2 separate regions of the Mus musculus genome follow, and region 2 is linked to region 1. A link is a loop called in an ENCODE intact Hi-C map of the cell type or tissue named here. Cell type or tissue: left cerebral cortex. All regions are shown on one strand. Links, peaks and the distances in the headings refer to the core of each region. The heading gives the core; the rest is flanking DNA.

Region 1 (4,545 bases), core at 241-4,240:
TTTTGAGTATTCCAGCACCTGAGCAATGTTATCTATTTCTTAGACATCAACTAAACTTGAAATTTACTTTAAGTAATGAAACAAATCTTGAAAATTTAGTATCAGTGTAAGCATTCAAGCAATTGTTTCCTAACTTTCAAATCAAGTGGGATTAAGCCTTGGTCCTCATGAGACTGGGGCAGGAGAAGGGGTCCAACACAGCCTGGACATCTTGTACAGATTCTAGGACAGCAGGGAAGAGAGATGGGAGAGCAAAGCAGAGCCCTTGGGGCCAAATGTTGGGCTCAGCAGAAGCAGGGGCGTGGGGTTGCAGAGAGGCCAGCCCTTTAGAGCCACTTAGATCAAAACCTACAGAAAAAAAAAAAAAAAAAAAAAAAAAAGGAAGGCCACCTGCTACTGCCAGAGAAATGTGACACACACAAAAAAAGAAATCACATTTCTTTTCCATTCTATAAAATGAATAGCTAAGGAAATGAAGTTAGGCAGGTAGTAAAACAACTTAAGAGGAGGAAGAAGGAAAAGAAAAGGAAACCCAAGAACTTTAAGCAAGATTGTCTAAAACCTCAGAGAGCAGATGAAAAGTCACATGCTTCCAACGGACCCATGGACCGGACCTCAGGTTTGTGGATATTAGCACTTGCCAATTCCAGGAGCCCCCAAATGAAAATCCACTTGCTCCTTCAACTTTAAAACCTTGACCTGCATCTGGGGAGAGCACAGCCTGGGACCTGCCTTCTGTTGTGAGTGCTCACAAGTGCTGGTCATGGAAAAATACGTGCTTGCATGCCAGTTCACAAGCCTGGGGAAACCGTGGAGAAAACGGTAACTCCCCAGCACACACAGGACCCAGAATAGAGCAGGAAGCATGTGGAAGTTTAGTCTTCAGCCAGACAGTAGGCCAGTGGGCACAGTGTGGGGAGAAGTCCATAATTCTGGAAGCTAGAGCAAACACTTAAAATATCCTGTTGCGTTCTGAAGCCACGGAAGACAAGGACTCCTCTTAAGATGCGTCGAGTACAATGTCAACGATAATAGCAAACACAGAATCATAGTCGGGTTGGAAACTATCTCCCAAAAGCATTAAAGAAATTAAGAGTTTCCTTATTTCTGTCCTTTTTTCTTTTTACTGGGTCATTGGGAAGAAGGCTGGTCTCTGGGGAAAGTTCTGAGGTACAAGAGGGACCCAGGCCTGTGGAAGCTGCATATACCAAAGGGCAGATGACAGCTTCCTCGCGGAAGACGTGATTAGAAATAATGGAAACCAGTGGCCCTGCAGGCTGATGTAAGTCCAGGAGGGAAATACTTCAGCAAATAAGCAGCCCGCCCTGTCTGTTTGCCAGATGCATTTTAAAGGGCAACCACTAAGCCTAGGGTTCAGTAAAAGATACCAGAGTGGGGGAGGGGCACAGTGAGGATGCCAAACACCTGGCAGACTTGTCAAAGTTCATCTCTTCATCGTGCAGTCTGTGGTGACCGGAGCCACCAACAAGAGGGGTGGCACAAGAGGCAGCCACAGTCCTTCAACGAGCCAGTCTCAGAGCGGGGCTCTATGGCTCTGTAATTCTATTCCCACCCATACACGCACACAGAGCAACGGAAGGATGGGCTTTCAGGAGCTTGAGTATGTATGAATAACCATCTCTGCTCAGGGGCCTTCCATCCAGTTCCCTGTGGTGCCTTGGGGCACTGACCACTAGCAATGATGTGGCTTTTGTGTGGCCAGGGAGAGTTCCCTGGCACCAATCCCAAACCAACTTTCTGTTTCAGCAACTGAGTATAAAAAATAGCCAAGACCTGTGAGGCAACAGGGGATGCCCAAAGAAGTGTTGTGAAAAGGCTCACCTTGATTCAGAATGCAAACCAGAATCTGAACGTGATTTCCACAGTTGCTATACGATGACAAACTGCCTCCTGGTGGATTATGGTGCCGACTGCACATCACGAGTCATTACATACCCAATGTGGTGCTTGGCAGGCTGTGGGCAAGCAGCAAGCACACTATTATCTCGATCTCCCTTCAAACCACTTCAGCCACATGTTGCTGAGGCTCCTGCCTCTGGGTTCAGGAATCTGTTTTCAGAGTGCATTCTACCTCTTAGCCAGAAACGATGATCCATCCAGTAGTCAAGACTAGAGAACAATCGGAAACCGCACAAGGTGCTAATGTCTTCAGAGTGATGCATAATGCAGCTCTCATTAGCAGGGCAGCCGGGAACACAGAGCCAGGGAGGTAGAGCCTATCCTGCTGCATTGTGTTGGCCGGGAGCTCTCAAAGCACTGTGTTCCCAGGATCCTCTCAGTTATATGATAGCCCTTGAAAGGTAGCTCCTTTGCAGTATTCTGTACCCTACAGGACACCCTAATGGAGGCAGAGCTTGAGAACTAGCATCATGACATCCAAGGGTGACCTTGTGGCACTTGTATAACCCTATACCGATGCCATAGATTTAGGAAGTAGGACACTCAGAACGCCAGACATAAGAGCTGTCTTAAAATAGTTTCCATTGACAAATCCATGTCCACTGGGGGCAGGGGACATGTATTAACAAAAGATACCCTGTTCTCAGCTGTTGATTGACTTTTTAAAAGGTTTATTTACAAATTATTATGAAAATTCTATAAAAATTGAATCAGCCCTCTCTCCTTCAAACAGCAATGTTCTCAATCAATTTGCAAAGTTTTCTCTCTATTAATACATTGACTCTGGAAACCAGGGAAAGGGGCATCCTTTAGACCTACTTCTAAGCTAAGTGTACAGGCCACTTTACTTAATGACAACAATCTTCAAAGCTATAGGAACAATTCTCCGAGGAGTCACTGGCATGTCCCAGCCTCCCAGCAAATTCCTGAAGCTGAGTTCCCAGACCGATCAGGTCAGAAGTGAACTTCAGAGGTTGTCAGCTGTAGAATGAAGGAGTGACAGTCACACTGGACTCCTAAACTCGGGCCACATGCTCAGATTGTTTTCTTCCTCCTGGCCTTCATGGAGGTGGTGCTGGAGTCAAGGTCAAGGGGGACATCAGGCCAGAGTCCACACAGAAACCATCAGGACACAAATACGTGGGAATACTGTGCAGAGTGTGAAGCCCTTTGCAAATATTTGCTCTTCCCTTCCTCCCATGATTTATTTGAAAGCAGGCCTGATCCACGCAGCATCTGTTCCCGCTAAGCCTCCCATTTAGATGCACACGCACAGGAAGCAATTATCCTGAGGATGCTCTGCTATCTTGGCTCTTGACTAGAGAGACAAAGGTGGGTGTAGAAAGACATGCATGGTCCATCCCTGTTCTAAGACCAGAAAAGAGTCAGTTACACTGTGAGTCCTCCTTTTGTCTACTCTGCTCGGTGATCACTTACAAGGAAGATGCAACAACTATGTAATTAAGGAACATGGGTATGTCCTGGTGGTGGTAGTCCTGAATGTCCTCAAGCCATGCTCTGTCCTAAAGAGGCGTCAGCATATTGAGAGGGATGCTGTGTACCTCATGCCTTTGCCCCTGGGTACTAACAGAGCTGTGAGAACTGTCTTCATGAATATTGTTGGTCCTTTCTCAGTGGACCTTCCAAAACAGCATATCAATCCCAGCCTAGTAGTTTGGTCTGTGTCCTTGGGCCATCTAGAACAACAGGATGAGCTGCTGGAGGCTCCCTGGGAATGAAACCATCCAGTCCTACAGCCTGAACTGTAGGGGTGGGGGCAGGCACTCTGTGATCCTCCTAAGTTGCATGGTTGAAAGCACTTACTAGATATTGTTCACAGAAGGAACATGAAAGCAGGTATATCCTAGGATTCCTGGATACAAAGTCAGGAGAGATTCCAACCATCCCGCACAGCTGACTAATGTAAATCTGGGGACATGGGAGAGCAAGGTTAACATCATCTCCAGGTTGGACAGTGGCAAATTTAGGCTATAAGCCAGTATGCCTACATCTGTATTTAAGGACATTTCTTCTAGCATTTCTCAAATGCACTAGCCCTGCCAGTGGCTTCCTGATGTAATGGCAACAGATACACAACTTCTACATCTCAGACACTGCACAAAACGACCGAAAGGACCACTGATACAGGTTCTATACATTTGGCATCTTCTGCAGAGACTCTGTTAGATAAAAACATCTGGAGAGAACACACCCTCATGTTGAACCACTCCAGGGATAATAAGTACTACCTCTTAGGACCTGCAGCTTCCCAACTACCAAGAAGCAAGGATGTGAGCCCCTGAGATGTCTGCACCTTGGCATTCCACATGGATTACCCAGGAATCAGAACCATATTGCCTCCAATACACTAATTCTAGGTGCTCAAAGATCTATGCATCAATGTCTTTTGTGTGTGTGTGTGTGTGTGTGTGTGTGTGTGTGTGTGTGTGTGTTTGCATGTGTGTAAGTGTGCAGACACGTGTGAGAAGGTCAGAGGCTAACTTCAGGTGTTATTCCTTAGGTTTCATCTACCTTGTTTCTTCAGACAGGGTCTCTCACTGACCTGGAACTCGCTTACCGGGCTATGCTGGCTCGCTAGAAAATCCCAGGGATCCACCTGCTTCT
Region 2 (4,545 bases), core at 420-4,419, 230 kb after region 1:
TTCCATGGTGTCTTAGGGTTTTACTGCTGTGAACAGACACCATGACCAAGGCAAGTCTTATTGAAAAAAAAATCAACATTTAATTGGAGCTGGCTTACAGATTCAGAGGTTCAGTCCACTACCATCAAGGTAGGAGCATGGCAGCATCCAGGCAGGCATGGTGCAGGAGGAGCTGAGAGTTCTACGTCTTCATCCAAAGGCTGCTAGTGGAAGACTGATTTCCAGGCACCTAGGGTGAGAGTATTAAGCCCACACCCACAGTGACACACTTACTCCAACAAGGCCTCCAAATGGTGCCTCCCTGGTGCAACAATATACAAATCACACATGGCTAGCCTGGCATCTGAGTGAATGGTGCTTGTGGTCAACTGAGCGTGATACAGGAATCCTGGTGTTTGCTGGAGTTCTTGGGAGTGTAGAAGCTGGCGTGGTGGTCCACATCCAGCACCTTCTGTTTTCCTTAACCGGCAGGCTTTTGTGCCTAGGATTCCAAAGGTGGTAAAGATCTGCCCTGAACAAACACGACTGTGAATCAGGGGATCTCGTCTTTGACGTGGCCACAGGACAGTTGTCACTGGTCATCCTCTCTAGTCAGTCTTAGGTCTCCTCATCTCTCAGTTTTCCAAAGCCCAGAAGTCTTTGTGGCTCAATTCTTAACCACCATTGTGGCCATGCTGGTTCCCTCCATGATCTCCTAAGTTTATGCATCGAAAGCCACACAGCACAAGTTAACAAAGGGCTTCCCAAAGGCCCCCCATGATGATCCTGAAACCCCAACTTTTCAGCTTCTGAACCAAAACTCTGAACCCATTCTAAACTTTCACTTTTCTACCACAGACCAATCTGATGAGTCAGAAAATTTCCTTTGCTTTGCCTGCAAACACATCCACACTCTGACTACTCTTCCCACAACCTTCTATGTCACAACTCAGATGCTAACGATCAACATTTCCCTTATGGCAATGGGCTAGCAATGGACTTTTGCTTCATCTGCTACAACCTCCTTTTAACCGAGAGACAGAAGCCACTTCCTTGACATTTACATTGGGTCATTTCACTTCGAAGCTCAATGCATCAATTTTACACATCTCCGTTTGAAGTTGCTTCTTCCATGATCTTTACCAGTAAAGTAGAAGAAAGCAGCAGAGACCTATTATTAAATACTGATTTATTGATTCATTTCATGACTTATTCAAAGCACTGCTTGTCCTGCTTATTTGACAAGCATGTCTTTACTGGCTACTTGGAACATAACGACCTGGAGAAATAGCAGAAACATTGGGCTATGTTACCCTTAACAACCTGCTGACTGCCTCTTAGGCATCTGTAAAATTTCGCTTGCTTGCCCACCCCACCTTGTGGTTTTAGAGTATAAAACGCAAACAACAGACTGGAGCCCAACCAAGCCTTTCAGGAGCAACCCTGGCTTGAGTCCATCTGCGACATCTCTTCGCTTCTACTCTCACTGATGTCCGAGTGAGTGTTCCAGAGAGTCCTGCAATAGCAACAACCGCGCGCCTTCTCTCCTTCCAGATCCAAACCTGCGTTAGATAGGCTCTAAAAATGTTTTGAGCATTCTCTTCATAACATCAGGTCTTCCTCTTTCATCTTCTCAAAGATGAAACCCAAATCATTTGCTCCTGCATTATTTCCCTTCAAAGAGCCCATCTCTTTGGAATATGGTCCTTACAGTCTTCTTGGTCATGCTCCTCTATCTGACCTTTCATGAACGTTACCACCAGCTTGCAGACCATGTAGGAACTTGGCAGTCATGTTTCTGAAGACGCAGTTCAAGGGTGAAGACTCAATGTCAACAGGGAACAAGGGCTCCAGCGCGGTAACACAGCTGGTCTAAAAGCAAAGTGGAAGACGACACAATGAGAGGGATTCGTAGACGCGAAACAGATGGGAGCATCTCCAGCCGTGCAGCGGTACAACTGGCAGACGTGGTGAGGGGCGCGCGGAACGGATTGCAGGTGTCTGGGGAACCTTGCCTTGCTTCAAGCCTCCAGACCTTCCTTCTCTCCTCAGCAACCTTTCTCCAGCTTGCACTCCAAGTTCCGCAAGTGTGCAGAGCCGGTACTGTCCCCAGCTGTGTCTTGGCCCACGTCCATCACAGGGGCAAACCGCAAACCACAGGAGCAGAGCTTTCAGGCCGTCTGCCTTCCGCGCAGGCTCCAGAGCCAGGCTCCTAGAGGCAGAGTTTAAGCCACGCCCGGGCCGCATACGAACCAATCCGCCCCCGAATATGGATGATTGACATCCAGCGGCGGGGAATTCGGGTCCGGATTAGGCACTCCTAATATTGTGGGCGGGCCTACACGAGAGGAATCCGGAAGCGCCGCGCGACTGGTGGCGGCTGGGGCCAGAGATCCCGGCTGGGGTCCAGTATGTCTTCTCTTCGGAAGCAGGGTAGGCAGGAAGCGCGGAACGCGAACGGAGACTGGATCCGAGATACCCAGGGGTGGCGGACGTGGTAGGCTGATGGCCCTGAGCACTGAGGGATCGTAGGGGCTACAGGGACCTTGAGTGTCTAGGGCAAGATGGGACATGCTGGGCCCTGAGGTACCCTTCTTGTGGTGGCTTCCCCTTCCTGCTGGCTGGGTCTGGCGCTGTCGCAGCTTTTAGGGGCCTTCGTTCTCCCTGGACCACACTAGTGGAGCAGAGGCCTCACCGGACTCTGGGATCTTCTTTGCTGGGGCGGAGCTGGCGCGTGGGGATGGGGATTGGGGTGGTGGGTGGAGGACACAAGACCTAGAGTCTGGAGGATTGCCTTTACCTAGGGCAGCCAGGCCTGCAGTCATCTCTGGGTTAGTACCCTGAGGTCCTGAAGTGCAGTTCATGTGATAGGAGTAGAGAATATGAGACTTTTCTGTGTTTAAAACATGCTTCTCTCTTGTGAAATGGGAGGGAGGTGGAGGAGACGGCTAGTGGCAACTGTATATAGTTAATAAGTATCTGCTTAAAAAGCAGGAAACTAATTTCTCTGCAAGCAAGAAAACCATGAACAAATTAGTATAGTCCCCATCCTTAACTAGCGACTTTCCACTTCAGCCTCAGTGACTTAAGTTTCATCAAACTTTATGGGGGTGGGGCGGGGGGGGGGGTTGGAAGTAAGATGATCTCAGGGATCAGAAAGGACAGATATAACCCTTTCAAAACAGTCTGATCTGATGTTGTGTTTCAAGATGAACATAAGTGTTCTTTACTGAGCAGCAAAACCTTTTTCTAATCCTTGCAAGGAAGAGGATACAAACACTTTATAGGTTCAGCTGTTTCCTGGGTTGACGCCACACCCTGTGCTTTCTCTTCTTGAATTCCCTTCTATGTTCGAGATGCTTCAAAACTTGGCATTAAATGCAAGGAATTATATCATCTATAAAGCACCTCGCCAACTTTAAGACTCTTTTTAACCTCAGTAAATTAAGGTAAAATGCAGGAAAGCTTTTGGTCGTTTTAATCAGACACTAAACTACTCTCTGAAAACAGTCTCTTTTTCTGTTGAAGAGACTATATGACAGAATTATCAGGTAAAATGTAAATAGTTGAAGGATACTGTGTTTTCCAAAGAGTGGGGCTTGTGAACCCAAAACATAAACCTGGAAGTAGGCATTTAAGCCTGAGAAGGCCAGCTAGGATGCCTCATGGTGGTTATATGGGGATGGAGGAGGGAGGGAAAGCATGAGAGAGATGGGAAGAAAGGTTTCTAGGAAAGACTCAGCTTGGTAATGAATAAGATACCGAAAGAGACCTAGATCAGAGCTTCAGGCCAGCCGCAGTGTCTGGATTGGGCAGCGTTAACACTGCTATGGCTAGAGGAGACCACAGAAGGAGGCCTAAAGGAAGAACCTGACTGATCTGGTTACCCACATGATGTCATGCAGAACGAGGCAGCAAGTTCCTTTGTTTGCCTGCAGAGAAAGAGCAGCAGATGTGTAGGGAGAAGACTTCGTGTTTGAAGGACAAAGAGAAATACCAAGGACCTGAAAAATATTATAAATAGTATAACGTTCCACCCTAAAGCCCCAGCCCAGAAAGTTTGAGTCCACAGGACAGGGGTAGTAAGGAAATGTGAGCAGCAGTTTTTCTTTGATAGCCTTCCCATCTGTAGAGCCACAGAACCCACACGTGAAAATAAGTGGTTCTCAACCTTCCTGATGCTGTGGCCCTTTAATACAGTTTCTCAGGTGGTAGTGACCCCCAACCATGTTACTTTGTTGCTATTTCAGAACTGAAATGTTGCTACTGTTGTGAATCACAATGTAAGTATCTGTTTTTTCTCATAGTCTTAGGCGACCCCTTTTGGGGTCCCAACCTATAGGTTAAGAACCGTTGGTCCAGAACATCTTTTCCAGTCACTGCGTCTTTATGTCGAACCCCAAATTTGTCTGATTGAAAAACAATGAACTGGAAAAGTAGAATTCTTGGTACAAAAATCATAATCTATCTCATGGCCTCAGTTTCTAAGTGCTGCTTACAGACTTGCCTCGTGGGTGGCAGCTGCCATTTCTTAGCTCAGTCTGTCTGGGTGAGAAGGCAGTGCTG

Evidence for each region. A loop is a pair of places that touch in the nucleus more often than their neighbours do. Peaks named below come from ENCODE experiments on the same cell type or tissue, not always from the same donor. Only the 100,000 strongest peaks of a DNase experiment are listed, where the experiment ranks them.
Region 2: a loop joins it to region 1, with 2.3 times the contacts of the local background. A loop is called at or near these places in 2 of 42 quality-filtered maps.

Annotation. Positions count from the first base shown.
Region 1 is chr8:14,322,440-14,326,984 of GRCm38, reverse strand. All of the region lies in intron 3 of Dlgap2 (DLG associated protein 2), which reads right to left. Among named protein-coding and RNA genes, the nearest start is that of Gm26184, 51 kb to the right of the region's middle. In left cerebral cortex, for the core only: a CTCF peak has its summit at 1,911 (motif pointing left); DNase peaks (open chromatin) are centred at 868, 1,952, 2,235 and 3,186.
Region 2 is chr8:14,088,108-14,092,652 of GRCm38, reverse strand. It overlaps Erich1 (glutamate rich 1), which reads left to right and starts at 2,326. Exons shown (of 6, transcript NM_001034862.2): 1 at 2,326-2,412. The coding sequence starts at 2,391. In left cerebral cortex, for the core only: CTCF peaks have their summits at 1,347, 2,133 and 2,340; DNase peaks (open chromatin) are centred at 1,413 and 2,231; H3K4me3 peaks cover 1,697 bases; H3K27ac peaks cover 1,170 bases.